Linked DNA regions of Homo sapiens: all the other regions are linked to region 1. Evidence: chromatin loops called from intact Hi-C (ENCODE). Cell type or tissue: PC-9. All regions are shown on one strand.

The links. A loop is a pair of places that touch in the nucleus more often than their neighbours do. Peaks named below come from ENCODE experiments on the same cell type or tissue, not always from the same donor. Only the 100,000 strongest peaks of a DNase experiment are listed, where the experiment ranks them.
Region 2: a loop joins it to region 1, with 6 times the contacts of the local background. A loop is called at or near these places in 2 of 110 quality-filtered maps.
Region 3: it touches region 1 in a loop (2.5-fold over the local background); 2 of 110 quality-filtered maps call a loop at or near these places.
Region 4: a loop joins it to region 1, with 7 times the contacts of the local background. A loop is called at or near these places in 10 of 110 quality-filtered maps.

Annotation. Positions count from the first base shown.
Region 1 is chr5:34,483,806-34,488,805 of GRCh38, reverse strand. No RefSeq gene overlaps it. Among named protein-coding and RNA genes, the nearest start is that of RAI14-DT, 170 kb to the left of the region's middle. RefSeq lists enhancers at 2,361-2,520, 4,832-5,000. In PC-9, CTCF peaks have their summits at 2,253 and 2,452 (motif pointing left); DNase peaks (open chromatin) are centred at 1,265 and 2,425; H3K4me3 peaks cover 792 bases; H3K27ac peaks cover 2,377 bases.
Region 2 is chr5:34,734,296-34,739,295 of GRCh38, reverse strand. The region is part of intron 2 of RAI14 (retinoic acid induced 14); the gene reads right to left. Among named protein-coding and RNA genes, the nearest start is that of RAI14, 80 kb to the right of the region's middle. RefSeq lists enhancers at 2,048-2,587, 2,594-3,094, 3,095-3,595. In PC-9, no CTCF peak of the experiment used is centred here; DNase peaks (open chromatin) are centred at 2,415 and 3,171; H3K27ac peaks cover 2,097 bases.
Region 3 is chr5:34,815,082-34,820,081 of GRCh38, reverse strand. RAI14 (retinoic acid induced 14) reads right to left here. Exons shown (of 18, transcript NM_015577.3): 13 at 1,231-1,285. Among named protein-coding and RNA genes, the nearest start is that of TTC23L, 22 kb to the left of the region's middle. RefSeq lists a silencer at 2,232-2,432. In PC-9, no CTCF peak of the experiment used is centred here; no DNase peak of the experiment used is centred here; H3K27ac peaks cover 980 bases.
Region 4 is chr5:34,836,669-34,841,668 of GRCh38, reverse strand. It overlaps TTC23L (tetratricopeptide repeat domain 23 like), which reads right to left and starts at 2,505. Exons shown (of 11, transcript NM_144725.4): 1 at 2,410-2,505; 2 at 930-1,004. The coding sequence starts at 997. TTC23L-AS1 (TTC23L antisense RNA 1) reads left to right here and starts at 2,337. Exons shown (of 2, transcript NR_183259.1): 1 at 2,337-2,486; 2 at 2,652-4,122. RefSeq lists an enhancer at 2,106-2,215. In PC-9, no CTCF peak of the experiment used is centred here; a DNase peak (open chromatin) is centred at 2,388; H3K4me3 peaks cover 1,973 bases; H3K27ac peaks cover 508 bases.

The sequences.
Region 1 (5,000 bases):
GATAACATTTTGGTATATTTGCTTCAGTTTATGTTTTATTAAAAATAAAAAGGCATTAGTTTCTCCAAGGTGGGGCAAATAAAAAAATAAAAAGACAAAAATCAAAACATTATTGATTTTTGTTTTAGTTTCTTCTAAACTTAAATAAATTGCATATGTATTTTATAATATTTTCTGATGTCTTGAGGATGTATGTGTCAACAACATTTTTATTGGTGGCAATATATTTTATTAAATTAATATATCAAAATTTATGTAAACATTCCCTTACTGTTTGGCAGTAAATGGGCTTCATTTTTTTTGTTATAAATAATAATGAGGCAAAAATGTAAGCATTCAAACCTGCTTATGTCCCCGACAATTTCTGATGATAAATTCCTAGAAGTAGAATGACTAGATCGCTTACACATTTTCTATGATTTCTCTGCGTAGCTCAGTGACTCTATTATCTCTCCTGCTAAACTCAGTTTCTTACAAAACAAAATACAATGAAACTTTGCTAAATAAATAGACAAAAGTAGTATTGGCATACATTTATCCTATGATGGGTGATAAAATGAAGATCCAAAAGCTTTTGGCAGGCTGGAACAGCATCTCAGATGTTTCCAATGACAATTCTTAGGGATATGGTCTGGCATTTAGAGTCACCAGACCAAACGAGTGAAGTACAAGATGAAAGAGATGTGACATAACAACAGGCAAGAGGAGTCATGTGAATCAAAAAAAAAAAAAAAAAATGCTCACTATCTTTGGCCGTAATAATAAAAGTATAGAGTCCAGAACAGGAGGATGATGGTCCTGCTCTGCTCTGCGTGGTCAGAGTCACCCTCAGTACTTGGCCCCACACAGTAAAGGAAACACTAATAAATAGCCCCTGCTCAGAGGAGAGATCAGAATAACAAGAAATAACCTATGTGATCTCACTTTTCTGTATTGAGACTTGGTAGCCATGTCTATGTTATGTGACGCAGGCCCCTGCCCAGGGTTGGCTAATCCCAGGTAGGTCTTCAGAATCTCAATAGGAAGTTGAAATTGACATGAAAGTCACCAATGAGTTACGTGAATGGCAGGACTGCAGTAGGAGGACGCTGACTCCTGCTCTGAATCCCAGCAACTTCCTTCTCAGGTTGGAGATGTTTAATTCCTCTTTTGATTCTATGAGACATCTCAGGTAAAGCTCACCAGAGCCTGTTTCTGTAACTTGCAACTGAAGTATTAATAGAACTGTGCTAGTACACTACGGAAATGTTGAAACAACCATGGTGTTTATTTTGGAGGAGAAAAGACTTAGAGGGAAACATAAGAGCTGTGGGCAAATATTTGAAGGACTGGTCACCGAGAAGCCGAGTCAGGCTTGTTTCACAAGGCCTCAAATGGCAGAACTAGAAAGGTGCAGGGTCCATTGGATTTCCTCAAAGATCGGAGTTGCCTTGGGAAAGAGAGCGTTCTCAGTGCAAATGTCCACATGTTTTTGTGCAACCTCATGACGACTCTTGTAGAGGCATTCGAGCATTAAATGTTACTGCTTTCAGAGCGCTCCTCTGGTCTGGGCAACCACCCTTGTTCATCCCTTTAACTTTTATTTAAGGTACCCTTGGAAGGCCATTCCTGGGATTTGGGTGCCCCTGGGGCAATGAGGTCAAAGACATATACAGAAGGTCCACAACTGACCATGGTTTGACCTAAGATTTACGATGGTGCAGAAAAAATATGTGTTCAGTAGAAACTATACTTCAGAATTTGAACTTTGATCTTTTCCAGGGCTGGTGATAATATAGTACAATGCTCTCTCATGATGCCAGGCAGGGGTAGTGAGCAGCAGCTCCAGTCAGCAACAAAGTCATGAGGACAGACAACTGATACTGTGCTCTACAGTGTACTGTGTTCAATAAATTACACGAGATATTCAACACTTCATGATAAAATAGGCTTAGGTGTTACATGATTTCACCCAACTGTAGGCTAATGGAAGTGTTCTCAGCACGTTTGTGGTAGGCTAGGCTAAGCTATGGTGTTCAGTAGGTTAGGAGTATTAAATGCATTCTCTACTTATGATAATTTCGGCTCACGATGGGTTTACAAGACGTAGCCGCATAAGTCAAGGAACATCTGTACTCTTGGAAGTCACTCTCTTTGGAGACTTCAGGAAAATAGCAAGCAGTTGATTACATCGTTCTAAACATTCTATCATTGTTGATTAAATTAAATTCAGTACAGGATGTTTTTATACTTTAAAGATATAAGCCAAATAGTCTGTGAATTTTGGGGTGGTTTGCTTTGCCTGCTTTGATTATCTTCTGTATGTCAGGAGAGCTGACAAAATTGTTTGCCTTTCTGCCTCCGATACGTTTGCCTACTCCAACCTCCTGCATACTCTTTCTAACAGATGATTTTGTTCCCAGCGGGTCTGAATCGAATCCCAACAGAAGGAAGAGCAGCGCCACCTACTGGGCACGGATTCTCGAGCTTTTTATTCTGAGTATTTACTCCTGTTCTTGGGAGACAACCCCGTTAAAAGTCGCATCACAGAACCCAAATGACATAATCTGAGTCCCCAGTGACATTCTGGAAGAATCTGGAATAATTAAATATCCCACCATTAGTTGGATGGGGCTTCTGAGGTTTGCTTCCAAAGGGAAAGAGACTTAATAAAACAGGCTTCTCCAACAATCCATTATTCTCCAGGTTTACAAAGGCTACCCACCAGTTGGTCAGGCTTTGAGAGCATTTTGGAAGGATCCCGAGTTTTTCTGAAAAAGGAACCATATTTTCTAAAAATCTACAACCTTATTTAAAGCATCTTGAAGAAATACAAAATACAGACACAAGATGGACCAAATGTTAATGGCTTAATTTAACCCATAAGCCTTCCCAAAACTCAAAGAAGTGTTTGGATCTGGTGAGGATCTTGCTTGGCTAGGCAACCTTGCTTGCTTAGTTGTTCTTTCAGTTTAGCTAACATATGAGAGAGGAAAGTGTACAAACAGACCTCTTGTCTTGAGCAGCTGCCTGTCAGCCAGTTGATGAATTGTCTGCCATCTTCTGTTAATGTCCAGGAACTGGTAACTGAGTGGGAAACCCAGTCACTCAGGAAAGAATTGGGCTGTATCTGATACAGTATCAACTAGAATTGTTTTCAAAGCTGTAAACGAAAACAGCTGCAAGGGTAAAGTTCCTGTGCAGGGTGGCCAGGTGCAGTGGCTCATGCCTGTAATCCCAGCACTTTGGGAGGCCGAGGCAGGTGGATCACCTGAGGTCAGGAATTTGAGACCAGCCTGGCCAACATGGTGAAACCCCATCTCTACTAAAAACACACACAAAAACATTACCCAGGTATGGTGGCAGGTGCCTGTAATCCCAGCTACGTGGGAGGCTGAGGAAGGAGAATCACTTCAACCTGAGAGGTTGAATGCAGTGAGCCAGGAATGCCCCACTGCACTCTAGCCTGGGTGACAAGAGTGAAACTCCATCTCAAAAAACAAAACAAAACAAAATAAATAAATAAAAAATAAAAGTTCCTGTGCAGGGCTTGTGTACATATTTGGGTAGCTTCACTGAAGTGTCTCAAGGGCCTAAACTGCGCCTGATTCACAGGAGGACTCAATAAATATTTCTAGAGTGAATGAAGGGGTGGGGGTGGGAGGTGAGGTTGCAGGGAAAAGGCAGTGATCACAGACAGTCAGACCACAAGACACCTTAGAACAGCAGCCCCCAGCCTTTTTGGCACTAGGGACCAGTTTTGTGGAAGACAATTTGGAAGGGGTTGCGGTTGGGGAGGTTGGAGAGGTTGGGGAGGAGTGATGGTTTCAGGATGATTCAGGCACATTACATTTAGAATCAGTGGGAGCTGAGCTTGTTTTCCTGCAACTAGATGGTCCTCTCTGGGGATGATGGGAGACAGTGACAAATCATCAGGCATTAGATTCTCATAAGGAGTGCACAGCCTAGATCCCTCACGTGCACAGCTCACAATAGAGTTTGTGCTTCTATCAGAATCTGATGCCTCCACTGATCTGACAGGAGGCAGAGCTCAGGGAGTAATGTCAGCTGCCCGCCGTTCACCTCCTGCTGTGCTGCTGATTCTTAATAGGGAAGGGACCAGTACTGGTTCATGGCCCAGGGGTTGGAGACCCCTGCCTTAGACAACATGCAGCCCAGTGGATTTCAAAGAGTGCTCTGTGAACACCAGGGCTCCACAGAGGGGCTTGGATGGCTGTTCAAATGTTTTATTCCAATGTCATTAAAAATACATTTTAGCCTGTGATAAAAAGTGCTATTAAAATGCATATTCAAATTTACTGACACACCCAAATGCATTACTATATGCTGCCTGATTAGCTAGGTTTTTTTTGGATTCATTTTGGTTTTGATGACCTCAGATTCAAACCTGTTCTGCTCTAGTTAATGAGTGCCCTTATTTGGCAAGGCAATCACTGAAAAAATAGAAAGAGAGAGAGAGAGGAAGGAAGGCTTTGCAAACACCCTTTTGGATCAATCAGGATATTTTGTGATACATGACAACTAAAATAAGATACACAAACAGCCTTGTTTCATTATTTTATAATCCAATATGTATTTGAGGTTGTTTATATATATAAACATATATTTTATATTTACATCTGCTTTTTAATATTAAAGTTCTGGGGAAAAATTGGGTGTTGCTAACAAATAATTATAAAGCCACCCCTTTCAAACTCCTCATTTTGCAGAAGAGGAAACTAAGTCAAAGAGCCATGATGAACTCCCTTGACCTCTCAGGATGGATTACTAGCAAACCCCAGAACTTGAACCTAAGTTTTAGTTCTTTCTAAATTGCAAATTGTCCTAATGTTTGTTGTTGTTATTAAATATAGTTTAGTTTTGGATGAGACCTCTTGTTGGCAAATGAATTCAGTTCTCTAATGTGAATTTCCTTTTGTTTGGGGGCATGAAAAATGTTAGCAAACAGCCTTCATGTAACATTAAATGTCTTTTTGAATTAACCTGTAGCATCTTAAAGG
Region 2 (5,000 bases), 250 kb before region 1:
GTTGCCCCTGTGTGCCTCAACTGCAAGACACGAGATAATAAGAGTAGCCTCTATCAGAGGGTTGTTGTGAGAATTAAATGAATCAAATATTTATAAAATATTGAAAACCATGTCTGGCACAGGGTAAACATTCAGTAAGTGTTAGCTGGTATGGTTATTATTCAAAGACCCATGGGAAATTCCACTCCGTTATTTTGAATAGCGCTTCTTTTTCTCTAGAATTAGCTGATGTTCATATTCACAATATACTTTCATGGCCAAACCCAGATTTACAGACTGTCTACAGCACAGATGAGATATACCGCAGGCTGTATACAAGCCCAGAAGCTTCAGCTGCCACCATACTTATCCAGAGAATAACTGATTTTTAAGCTACTAAGGAGGTTTGAACTTAGGGGAAAATTCATCCATATCTTGAGCAATGTATCGATGTCCCATCAAAATAAACTGCAGAATATACAATTAAGGGAAAACTTGTATCTGCATAGGAAACTGTGGTAAGATGGTATCCTCAAGCTAGAAATTTCAGGATATCTCTTAGAGTGTTAAGTCAGAGGGGACAAATTTGAAGGAAGGCCAATTGGACCAGTGATGTCAACAAGCTGCCTTCTTGTCTGCCAGGAAAATGTCTGGAAGAGATCCCAACAAAATCCCATTCACAGTTCCTAATTCAGAGGAATAAAGGGTGATGGTGAGGGTATGTCAAGTCTACCTGATTCCCACTTGGTGTCACCACAAAAGGCACCACACCAACAGCACACCAAGCAAACAAGGGAGGCCAAGAGTACAGGTGTGCGCAGCCAGTGCCAAGGTGCCCAGCAAGAAAAGGGCACTGCTCCCATGAATTCCACACTGCTCCTGGCAAGGAAAAGAGCATCTGGCAGTCACCTCCAATGCACATATTCCTTGGGTGACAGAATTCTGAATTAGCAAAGTGTAGAAATAGCAAACTGTAGAACAATAACTACAGCTTTTCCTTCCGCTTTTTTATTTTGGACAGAAATATTTGGGGTTTTGTTTTTGTTTTTTTAAATTTTAGAGATGGGATCTCACCGTGTTGCCCAGGCTGGTCTCAAACTCCTGAGCTCAAGCAATCCACCTGCCTCAGCCTCCCCAAGTGCTGGGGTTCAGACATGAGCCACTGTGGTCGGCCTGGACTAAAATATTTGAATACAAATCTTACAACTTCTAATAGACCCCATCTCATTCCTCAATTCCATAGCCCTCCCTCTATAAATATGAGCAGACAGAAATGGCACAGTTCCTAAGAAAAGCTTTAGCAGTCCAAAAGAAGAGAAGTTCTTTGAGGAATCAGAGAACATTTGTTCCTGCAAAACAGAATGACTCTAAGAAACCAGACAGGTTTTCTAATGTGTGCTTTCAATTAGATTCAGGAAAAAATATGTCCATGACACTGCTCTAGAAAACAATCTGAAATCAGAAATATGCCAAATTTAAAATGTGTTGGAAGCAGCAAAGAGCAGATTGAGGAATCCAGATAATTTTGAAGCTTTTTTTGGTTTTGTTTTTTGTTTTTGAGAGAGGGTCTCACTCTGTCACCCAGGCTGGAGTGCAGTGGTGGGCTCATAGCTCACTGCAGCTTCAACCTCCTAGGCTCAAGCTGTCTTCCCACCTCAGTTTCCTGAGTAGTTGAGACTACAGGTGCAAGCCACCATGCCCAGCTAATTTTTAAATTTTTTTTTTTTGTAGAGATGAGGTCTGTGTTGCCCAGGCTGGTCTCAAACTCCTAAGCTCAAGCGATCCTCATCTTGGCCTCCCAGAGTGCTGGGATTACAGGTGTAAGCCACCGTGCCAAGACATCTAAAGAACTTTCTCCTAAAGGTGGTGATCTATTTGGAATGAGTAACAGGTAGTAATTCCAATAACTCCATAATTACCCACAGTATTTTTAAAAACCAATCTGTTCTCAAGACCTTCCTTCAAAATTTTACGCTAATACTACTTTCCTTAACTTGTCAAAAATCCTTCAAGCCCAGCATAAATGCCAGCACCTTCAGCCTCAGCACATCCTGCACTACATTAGGAGTATCTGTGTGCTTACCTGGCCTCTGAATTGTTCTATTTAGTATCCTGGCTGTACCAACCATTTTGGCACCAGAGACCAGTTTCATGGAAGACAATTTTTCCATAGACCAGGGGCCGGGGGAGATGGTTTTGGGAGAAAACTGTTCCACCTCAGATCATCAGCAATTAGATTCTGATAAGGAGTACTCAACCTAGATCCCTCACATGATCAGTTCACAGTAGGACTTGCTCTTCTATGAGAGTTTAATGTTGCCACTCATCCGACAGGAGGCAGAGCTCAGGTGATAATGCCTGCTTGCCTACCACTCACCTCCTGCTGTGCAGCCTGGCTCCTAACAGGCCACAGACAAATACCAGTCTGTGGCCCAGGGACTGGGGATTCCTGAATTACTCAATCACTAGCAGGAATTCTGCACATTATAGACAGCAAAGTAAAACATGGCAAACATTGAAAAGATCATTCTTACAAAGAAAGTTGTCGATGTAACCCTAAAGAACTCTGGTGTTTTTTCTCACTGTTATCTCAATTTGTTCAAACCCACATTCTGGCTGGGCATGATGGCTCATGCCTGTAATCCTAGCACTTTGGGAGGCTAAGGCAGGAGGATCCCTTGAGCTCAGGAATTTGAGACCAGCCTGGGCAACACAGTGAGACCTCATCTCTGTCAAAAACAAACAAAAAAGCTAACCCACAATTGACACAGACTTTTAAGAAAATGCTCTAATTTAACCTGAATATCAGTCTACTTAATGAACGGCTTTACAAAGCATTTCCATAACTATGGAAATTTAGGGCAGTTTGGAATTAAAAAAAAAACAAAAAACACTTGCCATTTTGATTTTTATTTTGAGATGGAGTCTCACTCATTGCCCAGGCTGGAGTGCCTGGTGGAGCGATCTCGGCTCACTGCAACCTCCGCCACCCGGGTTCAAGCTATTCTCCTGCCTCAGCTCCTGAGTAGCTGGGATTACAGGCACACGCCACCATGCCCAGCTAATTTTTGTAGTTTTAGTAGAGACGGGGCTTCGCCATGTTGGCCAGCCTGGTGTCGAATTCCTGACCTCAGGTGATCCGCCCGCCTTGGCCTCCGAAAGTGCTGGGATTACAGGCGTGAGTCACCGCGCCCAGCTGAATTTTTCTTATACATTGCAAAGCACAGTCCAGCCCTGCCCCCTACCAAAAGGTTGAAAACCACCTATCGAGACCTGCTGTGAAGTTTAAATGAGATAATGCATAAAAACCATAGTATGTGCCTTGCACATATTAACTGCTGAGTAAAAGTTCACTATTTTGTCATGATCACTTGTATCACGTATTCTGCACTCTGTGAGGTCCTATGAGTACCACAGGAAAACCACAGCCAAGTTTCCTAACTCGCAGAGCTTATAGGCTGATACTGGAATTGTACAGACAAAAAGATGCAGTCCTATGACGGCACCATTTCTCTGCATGCTAAAACTCCACTCTAATTTATCAAGCTCTAGGCACTTAAATAAACCCTGCCGAATTAATTTCCCTGAAGCACTTCAATGATTCCAACAAATTACAAAATAGACCATAAGATGAATAACATTTGGAATTTCTTTATACAAGTTAGAGTGTTCACATTTTCTAGTTTTCAAGATGATGACTACAACAACTTTCAAAGTTACTTGGAAGATTTATGTTGTAAGAAAGGCACTTTTCCAAATTACCACATGCATTTGTAAATGCCAAGTAATATTTAGTGCATTCAGTTGTTGAAATATAAGCCAGATTGTGAAACTTACTAAAAGCTTTTACGTACAGAGACTTTAACACTCAGAGATGATGAAAAATGTAAAAAAATCTTCAGTAATTAAGGACATAGGACACCTAAAATGCTAAAGACCTGGTGTAAGTATATATTCTAGCTTTTCATTAAGTTTGATAGTATAATTTCTTTACAAAACTTTTGCATATATAAACAAGATTCACCGTAAACAAGTTTCAAAGATACAGAAAATTTAAAAATAAAAATGAAACCACTATCAGTCCTATCACTCAAGAATTACCCTGCCCATTTTTTCTATCAGTCCATATTTTTTCTATGCATATAGCAAATATTTTGCTCAACAGCCCAGTTTTCTCACCAAGTAACATATGCTGAACTTTCTTCCTATCAATAAAGAGCTGCATCAACATTCTTTAAAGCTAAACGATATTAAACATCTAGGTTGCCACCAGGTTTTCATTATAAGCAGCTCCACCTCTAGCATCTTTCAACCTTCATGTCTGTGTAGTATAGTGTGACTTCAAGGATAAATGAGATGGTTGGGTGTGGTGGCTCACACCTGTAATCCCAGCATTTTGGGAGGCTGAGGCAGGCGGATCATAAGGTCAGGAGTTCGAGACCAGCCTGGCCAACATGGTGAAACGCTGTCTCTTCTAAAAATACAAAAATTAGCTTGGCGTGGTGGTATGTGCCTGTAATCCCAGCTACTCGGGAGCTGAGGCAGGAGAATTGCTTGAACCTGGGAGGCGGAGCTTGCAGTGAGCCGAGATTGCGCCACTGCACTCCAGCCTACGCAACAGAGCAAGACTCTGTCAAAAAAAAAAAAGAAAGAATAAATGAGATATGCACAAATACTGCTGGAATCTTCCTGGCCTGCCAGTTAATGCCCCAATTCATACATTTATAATTTTTTTAATCTTTGAGATCACTAATGACATCATTCAATAGAAATCCTTTTCCTTCTACTCCTTCTACTAAAAAGTCTTTAGGGGCTGAGATAAAAGCCTTGGTATGTCTTCTATTGCACCAGCATTAGAGACAAAAGCCTACTGCTGAGGATAGCGAACCACAAAGTTACCACCTTCAGAAAGAGGGGGGTCATATACCTCCTTTAGAAGTTACTAAAAGATAACAGAGGTAGCCCTGCTAATACCAGCTTCCTAGACTATATCAGAACACTGGGGAGCGGGCAATCAGAAT
Region 3 (5,000 bases), 330 kb before region 1:
TTGACATGAAGTCTGGTGAGTGTGGAATGAACTAGGGAACTGGGAGCCTAAATGCAATTCTAAGAAATAAAAATTACTTCTAAGATACAGTGAATGGTTTTTAAAGTACCCAATGTAACATTTGTTTAGTTATATTAACATTGATCTCTGCCAGAAATTAGAAAGTTTAATGTTTCTAGGGCCGGGTGTGGTGGCTCATGCCTATAATCCCAGCACTATGGGGGGCCAAGGTGGGAGGATCGCTTGAGCTCAGGAGTTTGAGACCAGTCTGGGCAATACAGTAAGACCCCATCTCTAAAATAAATCAATAAATACATAAATAAAAAATATTTCTAAGTTCTGCAAATTAAAGGCTCCAAACACCTATGAAATACACAACAGATTAAGACACTGAATGCTGGAGCAAAAGTGGACCTTTGAAATTGTCTCTTCTACATTTTAAATGGATTCTGAAGGTACTATATTACATTCTTAAAGGGTAAATTCTTAGGAGGCACTCTTTTATAAGAGACACAATGAATTAAACCCTATGATCATAAAGACAATATGATTACATATGACTTCATGAACATTCTTGTCTTTGCGTGTGTCTACTTGAAATCCAAAGTAGAAAAGTTAGATGGGGACAGTCATGGAGGTGGCATGGTGGGTTCTCCCTTCATGAAATAATGTGCTGCTCAGCTGCAAAGAACGCGTTTAGCAGACAGCAGAAGCCTATGGACCTCATCTGAACATGATATTTTTAAATGGGTAAGATAAAATATATAGGCTACAGTAACTTAAGAGCTTATTTGGTAACAATAACAAGATCTGGCAGCAGGTCTAATAACTGCCATAATTTTTAGTAGCAATATTGTAAATATTTCAAGATATCTGCAATAACAGTAAGGTGATAGGAATTCTCTTGGTGACAAAATCACTGGTCTGCTAATACCACTGAGGCTTATTGCCTGTACTCATAATTGAACGAACTGCTAACATGTAGTTTGGGACAAATGAAAATAAAGATGTATTTTTCAAAATTCAAATTCAGAGACTCTTTAAAATGCAGGTGAAGAAGGCACCCTGAAGTACAGAGCGCTTCAGCTTGTGCATTACTGGCAGCTCTGTGTGGACATGCTGGCTTGTGACATTTTTACACAGTACCCCAGCTTGGCCTTTGCTCTCTTTAAATGGACATGAAATAGTTTGGTTGAAGGAAAAAAAAAAACAGATGCTTCCTTGTCTTACCTGTAGTACTGTCACTTAGTCTGTCTTTGTTTTCTCGTATAGAACTGATCTCAGCCTATTGAAACACAAAAATGACTTAAAGAACATTTCTAAATGTAACATTACACAAAAGAATCAAGCAGACTTTCCTCCTTGAGCTTACGCAGAGCAGATCTGGTATGATCCTACTAGAAAAGCAGCTAGAAAATCTCGAAGAAAGAAGATATTTTAAGCTATAAATGAGTAAAAGTGACAATTATCTACTAAGTTTAATTTCTAAAACATTAGAAGTTCCAGAGGGCATATTCTCTAAATATTTTTCAGAAGTTTCATTTAGTGAGTACAATGCAAATATATTTAAGATCACAATAATTTTATGTAATTGCTAATTTAGTGAGTTATGTACTAAAAACTGAGACAGCAAATAGTGCTTTCGTAATGAAGTCAAAGAGAAGTTCTATATGTCTGCATTATACATTGATTGAAATATTTTAAAGCAGATTTTTTAGCTTTATCATTTTATAAGTTATCTGCTATTAAAGTTACTATTAACTTTTCTAAGGGAAATGGTAATAAATATCATATGGTCTCAGATTGGCAATAGATTCCCTAAAGATTTTCTCTAATGCTTTGTCCCTGAATATCTGTTAATATACCATAAAAATTCTTGGAACTTCAAAGCCACAATCTCATTTCAAAACATTACAGTGACTTGCTAAAAATTACAATGTGGCATCCGAATGAGCCAGTCAATGATAAGAGAATTTTTCAGCAGAGATACCTTTGTAAAAGCCCAAATGCTAAATAATAAAGTAGCTTATTTTTAGTTAAGTGCTTATCTTTACAAAAAGCAGTCCTTTCACTTTTATAACAAATTTACTTGTTTTTATATTTTCCACTATATAACGTATAATAAACTGCATCCAGCCAAGTTTACAATTTGAAGAGTTTTTGACAGATGTATACCTATGGAACCAACACTATAGTCAAGATAGAGAATCTGTTCATTATGCCTAAAAGCTTCTTCATGCTTCATTACAACCAGTCCTTGCCCGCATCATTCCTAGGCAACCACAACTCTTTTTTTCACATTTCTTAGAATTCCTATAAATGGAATGTCATCCCATATGAATTTTTTGGTGGCTGGCTTCTCTCAGCATGATGACTTTTCAGATTCAACTATGTTGTTACTTGCACTACAGTTCATTCCTCTTTATTGGCAGATAATATTTCATTATATGGGTATATCTCATTATCTTTATTCACTTGTTCATGGACATTTGGTTTGCTTCCAATTTGGGGAGGTTGTGAATGAAGCTGCTACAAACATTTGCATACAAGATTGTGTCTAAACATACAATTTCATTTATTTTGGTAAACACCTATGAGTGGATGGCTGGATCATATATTAGGTTTATATTTAACTTTAATGAAACTTCCAGCTTTCCAAACTGGTAATAGTTATACCATTTTAGATTCCCACCAGCAGGAAATGGAGTTCTAGTTCTGCAACATCCTCAATCCTCACTTGGTAGTATCAGTCTTTTTAAACTTTAGCCATTTTAAATAGATATCACTTTTTCTTTTTTTTTTTTTTTTTGAGATGGAGTGTCTGTCGCCCAGACTGGAGTGCAGTGGCACAATGTTGGTTCACTGCAACCTCTGCCTCCCAGGTTCAAGCGATTCTCCTGCCTCAGCCTTCCCAGTAGCTGGGACTACAGGTGCCCGCCACCACACCTGACTAATTTTTTGTATTTTTAGTAGAGACGGGGTTTCACTGTGTTAGCCAGGACGGTCTCGATCTCCTGACCTCATGATCCACCCGCTTTGGCCTCCCGAAGTGCTGGGATTACAGGCATGAGCTGTGAGCCACCGAGCCTGGCCTAGATATCACTTTTGTCTCCTCCCTAAGCTAACGTAGGAATAAATGTCACTTTTTATCTTGTTTTTTTTTGTTGTTGTTTTTTCAGAAATGACAGTCTTATACTCTACCTCTGAAAAATCATAATTTGTGATATTCTTCGGATTGCACTGCTTCTTTGAGGCACAGTCATATCAGAAGATATTATCGTACTAACTATAAGAGTATAGTTGCCTTGTCTTACATAGAAATTCATCTGAAGAGTTTATTAGTAAAGTCTAAAGTGAGGGAAATGATAGGTTGATAGAATCTGTTTCAGATTAATGTGTATCCAAGTTAAAAAAAAACATCTTTAATAATTCTAAATAAGGGAAAGTAAGTAAATATAAAATATCGAAATTTCATGTTAACAATTATAAATTTTATTTCCCCCTTGAGTACAATTTCTCAGTATATTAAACAGATATTAAATGGAAATATCCTCCCACTTCCTTAAAATGTTTTGCAACCACAAATCTACAGAACCAGGTGGATAAAACCTAATGGATTTTCTAACATTTGTAAAATAAATACATATTACTTTTATAGTCAGGAAAAAAATTAACTATACAATTCTCAGTAAGACAACAGAGAATAACACAAGTTTCTGTCTCTTTGATTGGAATTAATATAAACTTAATTGGGTAAGAAGACTGCTTATCTAGTAAGTTCTTATCTTTGTCTCTTTTTAAAAAAACTTTAGCACTTTGTATTTGGAGCAATTTAAGATTTATAAAAAAGTTGCAAGATAGAAACCTTCACTTATTTCTTCTAATGTTTACAACAGATGTAGCCATTATACATTTGTCAATTGGTAAATTACTACTATCTAAATTACAACTTTATTCAAATTGCGCCAGTTTTTCGAATAATGGCCTTTTTCTGTCCCAGGATCCAATCTAGAATATTTCATTATAAATAGAGAAGTTCCTGAAATATAATTTTTGGCATTTCCTCAATATTCTGCATTCAGGAAAGAATGAGGAGAATAACAGGTAGAAGCTGGTAACTTCCACACCTTATTTTTGAAAAAATTAATTTATTTTTTAGTTGACAAATAAAAGTTGTATGTATTTACCATGTACATCATGATGTCTGCAAATACGTACATAATGTGAAAAGGCCATGGAGCTAATTAATCTCACACACTTATCATTTTTTGTGATGAAAACACTTAAAATCTGCTCCCTGAGTGATTTTCAGAATCCAATGCATTGTTATTAACTATAGTCACCATGTTGTACCATGGATCTCTTGAACTTATTCCTTTTATCTGGATGAAATGTTGTACCGTCTAGCCAACATCTCCCCAATACCTCCCACCACTCCCCCAATTATCATTCTACTCTCTGCTTCTATGGGTTCAACTTTTTTAGATTCCATATAAGTAAACTTTGTCCCTGCTCCCCACCACAAGACACTCGCTCTGTCGCCCATGCTGGAGTGCAGTGGCCCGATCTTGGCTCACTGCAACCTCTGCCTCCTGGGTTCAAGTAATTCTCCTGCCTCAGCCTCCTGAGTAGCTGGGACTACAGGTGCCTGCCACCAGGCCCAACTAATTTTTGTATTTTTTTCTTTTCTTTTTTTTTTTTTGAGACGGAGTCTCGCCCTGTTGCCAAGCTAGAGTGCAGTGGCGCGATCTCGGCTCACTGCAATCTCTGCCTCTTGGGTGTAAGTGATTCTCCTGCCTCAGCCGCCTAAGTAGCTGGGATTAAAGGTGCGCACCATCATGCCCAGCTAATTTTTGTACTTTTAGTAGAGACGGAGTTTCACCATGTTGGCCAGGATGGTCTCGATCTCTTGACCTCGTGATCCACCTGCCTCAGCCTCCCAAAGTGCTGGGATTACAGGCGTGAGCCACCAACCCCGGCCTAGTTTTTGTATTTTTAGT
Region 4 (5,000 bases), 350 kb before region 1:
GTGTGTGCCTGTAGTCCCAGCTACTCAGGAGGCTGAGGTGGGAGGATCTCTTGAGCCTAAGAGGCCAAGGCTGCAGTGAGCCGTGATTGCACCACTGCACTCCAGCCTGGGTGACAGAGCAAGGCTGTCTCTAAAAACGAAACAAAACAAAACAAGAATGGATTCTAGAGTCAGAATGCCCAGTTTAAATACCATTTACTAGCTTTGCAACTTTGGGCAAACTCCCTAACATCTCTTTGATTCATACTCATCTATAAAATGTACCAATAACAGTAACTCCTTCACAGGGCTTGGGGGGATTAAATCAGCTAAGACGTTTAAGGTACTTAGAACAGAGCCTGGCACATAGTATGTGCTCAATAAGTATTAGACGATACGAAAGTTTTATTTACTCTATTTCATAAAAATTTTCTCATTAACTTTGTTATAGCTAACTCTCTACAATTTTGCCAATCTTGTTATAACTAACCTATTTTTATTTTAAAAACTTTTAAAATTTCCTTAAGTCGGGAAAAAGCAATCTTCTATCATGCATAGGTTGTAAATACAAACAGATATTATAGCAGAATCATTATTAAAGCACATCAGAAACACAACCTTCTTTTTTATTTTATTTTATTTTTTTTTGAGACAGGGTCTCTATTGCCCAGACTGGAGTGCAGTGATGGAATCTCAGCCCACCACAACCTCTGCCTCCGGGTTCAGCTATTCTCCTGCCTCAGCCTCCCGAGTAGCTGGGATTACAGTCGCGTGCCACTACCGCGCAGCTAATTTTTGTATTTTTAGTAGAGACGGGGTTTCACCATGTTGGTCAGGCTGGTCGTGAACGCTTCTCATGCAAAGCTCCTCACCCAGGTTTGCCTTAAGCAGGAGGTCCCAGTGTTTCAGCCCAGTAAGTACCTGTGATGTCAAAATGCTGTGATACTTACATATGGAAGCAGAAATCCCAGTCGATGTCATTGCTAACAGTTGGGATACGGATGGGGCTGGCTTGCATCTTCTTCCTACCAAGAATCAGGTAAGGTCAGCTTTGAGAGAAAAGGCTGGGTGTCTGTTCTATTTTCCCCCTCTGGTTTGCTATTAACATTAAACTAAAACTGCTCAAATATATAACCCATCCTAAATCCACAGACTACGCATACTTAGATATGGAGACCGCTGGAAAACAGACATTTGCCAAATTAAATGTCTAAGTTAAATTTCTTTCCCCTAATTTCAACTCCACCCTACTTCTCCAAAATCCCTGGCCTTTATGTCTCAAAGCAAGCACATTTACAGTTCCTGGGTCATCAAAACTATGGTCACCTACTTAACTCAGATATTGTTTTTGCAGGTCTGACGGCGTGTTGGATTTAAGCAAAGCAACCAACTCTCAGTGGTAAACGAAGCACAGCCAGTGTATTGGTTAATTCTGCTTTCCCCCCCCCCCCCGGGGTCATTTCACTAATTAATAGCAGATTCTAGTACAGGGGTCACGAGGCGGGTACAGAGGCTCACGCCTGTAATCCCAGCACTGTGGGAAGCCGAGGCGGGTGGATCACCCGAGTTCAGGAGTTCGAGACCAGCCTGGCCAACAGGGTGAAACCCCGTCTCTACTAAAAATACAAAATATAGTCGGCTGTGGTGGTGCACGCCTGTAGTTCCAGCTACTCGGGAGGCTGAGGCAGGAGAATCGCTTGAACCCGGGAGGCGGAGATCGCGCCACTGCACTCCAGCCTGGGCGACAGAGCGAGACTCCGTCTCAAAATAAAATAAAACAATAAAATGAAATTCATGTGTCTGTTTTAGTTGTTGCTGTTAGATGATAGGAGAAACCTCGGAAGCACAAAACGAAAAATGTGATTTCTAAATACAGTATTTGTGAAATTCAACTCTCAAGGAAGGCTATGCCAGTCGCTTAAATCAAACCCAAATCGAACGCAGTTACTTATTGAATGTTAACATCCACCAAGTCGCCTCTCCTTTCACCCTCCAGAATCACTAATTCCCACCGAGCCCTGAGTGGCTTTCTGACCCAGGCTCCAGAGCATCCATTATCCGAAAATCAGAAAGGGAGAGTCACTAATTTCTCTTTTTAACCTCCACTTTAAACACTATGCCCACAGCAAAGAGTTCTGATCTCTCAAACTCCCGGACTCTGTTCCTATGACGTTCCGCACGGCCCTGAGCCCCTCAAGGACGAATCGCTCCTCTTTTCCCGCTGTGGTTCTGCGGCAAGTCTGTAAGCCCTGACGCCGCAGGTCGAGCTCTGAGAGCCTCTCTGCCGCGGAGGCTCTAAGAGAACGCGCGAGTGCGCAAAGGGCACCTGGCTCAAGGCGGAGAAACCACGCCCCGGAACCAGCCTCCCAGCTCCCTGAGCCCGACGGCGCGGCTTCCTCCCGCTGCGTCGGCCTCCTGACCCTGGCGCACCTCGGTCCGGGCGCCAAAGCGGTGCCTCGCGAAAGCTGCACAGCCTGCGACGTCCCCAGTTACCTTCCGCAGCCCAGGTCCGGCCAAGGAGACAATACCGTTGCCATGGGAACGGAACGCTACGGGTTCTGCTGGGAGCGCCTGTAGCCATGGCGACGCGGGGCACTTCCGGTTCGGAGAGTCCCTGTTGTCTGGCGCCTACAGCAGCCCTTGCCTTACCCTCCGCTTTCCCTTCCCCGCAGGTTAGACGCGCCCGGCCTCCGGCTCGCCCCAAAACTGGCCTCTGCATATTGTATCTCACGAGACCTTACCCCTCGGAGGTGAAGGCGTAGGAAGAGAAGATACATTCCGTCCAAGGATGGAAGGGAGCGCCGGGCCCCACGGCCCTACTTATTTAAAGCTGCGACGTGTGCGGGCTGTATTCGGCGACGATCCTGGCCACGGTGCACCCCCACAGCTCCTCGGGAGTTTTGTTTTTATGGACCCCAGAGGAAAGGCTTAGATATGGCTGTTGACTGTGCTGGCACCGTCTGTGTTACCCAGTAAGATTGGAGCTAGGCATGGTTAGGAAAGCTGATTGCAGGAAGAGAGTAGGGTAAGAAATCGACTACTAGATCTGCTAATGGTTAGCTGTTCATTATTTATTTAGCACTTAGCCCTAAATAATGCAGCCATATCTTACCCTTTCGTTGGCATGGAATACAGTGTGTGTAATACACACAAGGTGCAGAGGCAATTGTGGCCATACCCAAAGAAACAGCGCCAGCTCTTGCAACGCTATGTTGAAGGATGTTATTATGAACCCTATCATAGACTAGGCCTATGGCAAGTCAAGTTGGAGTGAATGTGTCCCAGTTGTTTTCAGAAAAGAGCAGACTAGGTAGAGAGACAAGGAGAACATTGAGAATGTGAAAGATGGTGTTTACGTTTGGTGTTTGTTATTTCCAGCTCTAGGCTGGAAGTTTAATTGCCATTGATCCAAGACTGCCAAGAAAGCCTTTTTGGAGTTAGGTTGGAGGAGTTATTTAAATGAGTTTGCTTGAATATCTCTTAAGTAAAACCTGTATGGTCTGTTAACTCAAGATTTAAATCTGTACTTTCGAGCTCCATAGTCACAATTTTGGAAAGATTCCCCCACTTTATTCTTTTTCCTAAGAAAACTCTCAGCATGGAACAATGATGACAGCAATGAACCTGATTTCAGAATGTCAAGGTTCTGGTTTTGACTCTGTAGCCTGGGCCGAGTCACGGCCAGTGGGTCCCAATTTTCTTGCCTATACGGTGAAAGTTTTTGTACCACTTGCTTTCTGAAGCGCCTTCTGGTTCCAGGTTTCTGTAAGGGGTAAACGATTTTTGTGACTCTATGAACAGTATTTAACATGTATGGGAGTAAAAAGGAAGAACCTGTTTCCTGTTCTCCAACATTTATTTCTTTTACCCCTTGTTAAGTTGGTCATCAAATTGAAAGGTTTTAATGTTCTTTCATTCTAGGAAATGGCTGTGAGATTGTTTCTAAGTATATTAAAGGTAATGTCTCTTTTCTAAACCTTTGCTTTTGCTGATAATTGTGGAGAGAAGAACCAGAACAGGCACTGAATTCCCATTCCTAAAGCCAACGCTCTAATTCGGCCTCCATTTCATTAGCTCTGACCGGAAGCATGTTGCCTGCATCTGTAAAAATTATAAATCAAAATAAAATAACTTTGGCGACTATTTTTTTTCTTTTTTTGAGACAGAGTCTCACTCTGTGGCCCAGGTTGGAGTGCAGTGGTGTGATCTTGGCTCAGTGCAACCTCCGCCTCCCGGGTTCAAGCAATTCTGCTGCCTCAGCCTCCCGAGTAGCTGGGATTACAGATGTGTGCCACTACTGTCTGTCTAGTTTTTGTATTTTTAGTAGAGACAGGGTTTCACTGTGTTGGCCAGGCTAGTCTCGAACTCCTGACCTCAGGTGATCTGCCTGCCTCAGCCTCCCAAAGTGCCGGGATTACAGGTGTGAGCCACCGTCCAGCCAGAACTTTGAGGACTCTTGAAGTTTTTTGGTATTTCTTTCCTTGTCATGTTAACCCTGTCCCCCAAATGTAAGCTTTAGTTGTAGTATATACACTTTTAGGTTTGTTCACTAACTCTAGAATGGCATCCCACTAATCTAAGTGGATAGTGCGTTTCCACCGTGTGTATTCACATTCCCTCCCCTGATCCGGAGGTAGAGGTGGCAAGCATTGCTATTGCAGAAATTGCATAGAGGAAGCAGTATGGGGGGTTTTTCTAGGCTCTAACAACCCCAAATCAAATGTGATTATCTCCAAGCTATTCTTATCCCAGGAACTGTGAAATTTAAGGCAAGGAAATCCAAATAAACTTTCGCTTGGAACACATTTTTATGGCCTCTCAAGAGAGGGTTAGATGCCTTGCTTCTGAGCCCTCGCAGTACCCTGTCCACAATCTCATCATGACTCTCACATTGTACTGGCACTTCTGTTTATTTGCAAGTTTCTCCAATCTCCATACATCTATCCATCCACCCAGACAAAAATATTTGTGGAATACCTACTATGTGCCAGATAATGTTCTAAGCAGTAGGAAAGCAAAAG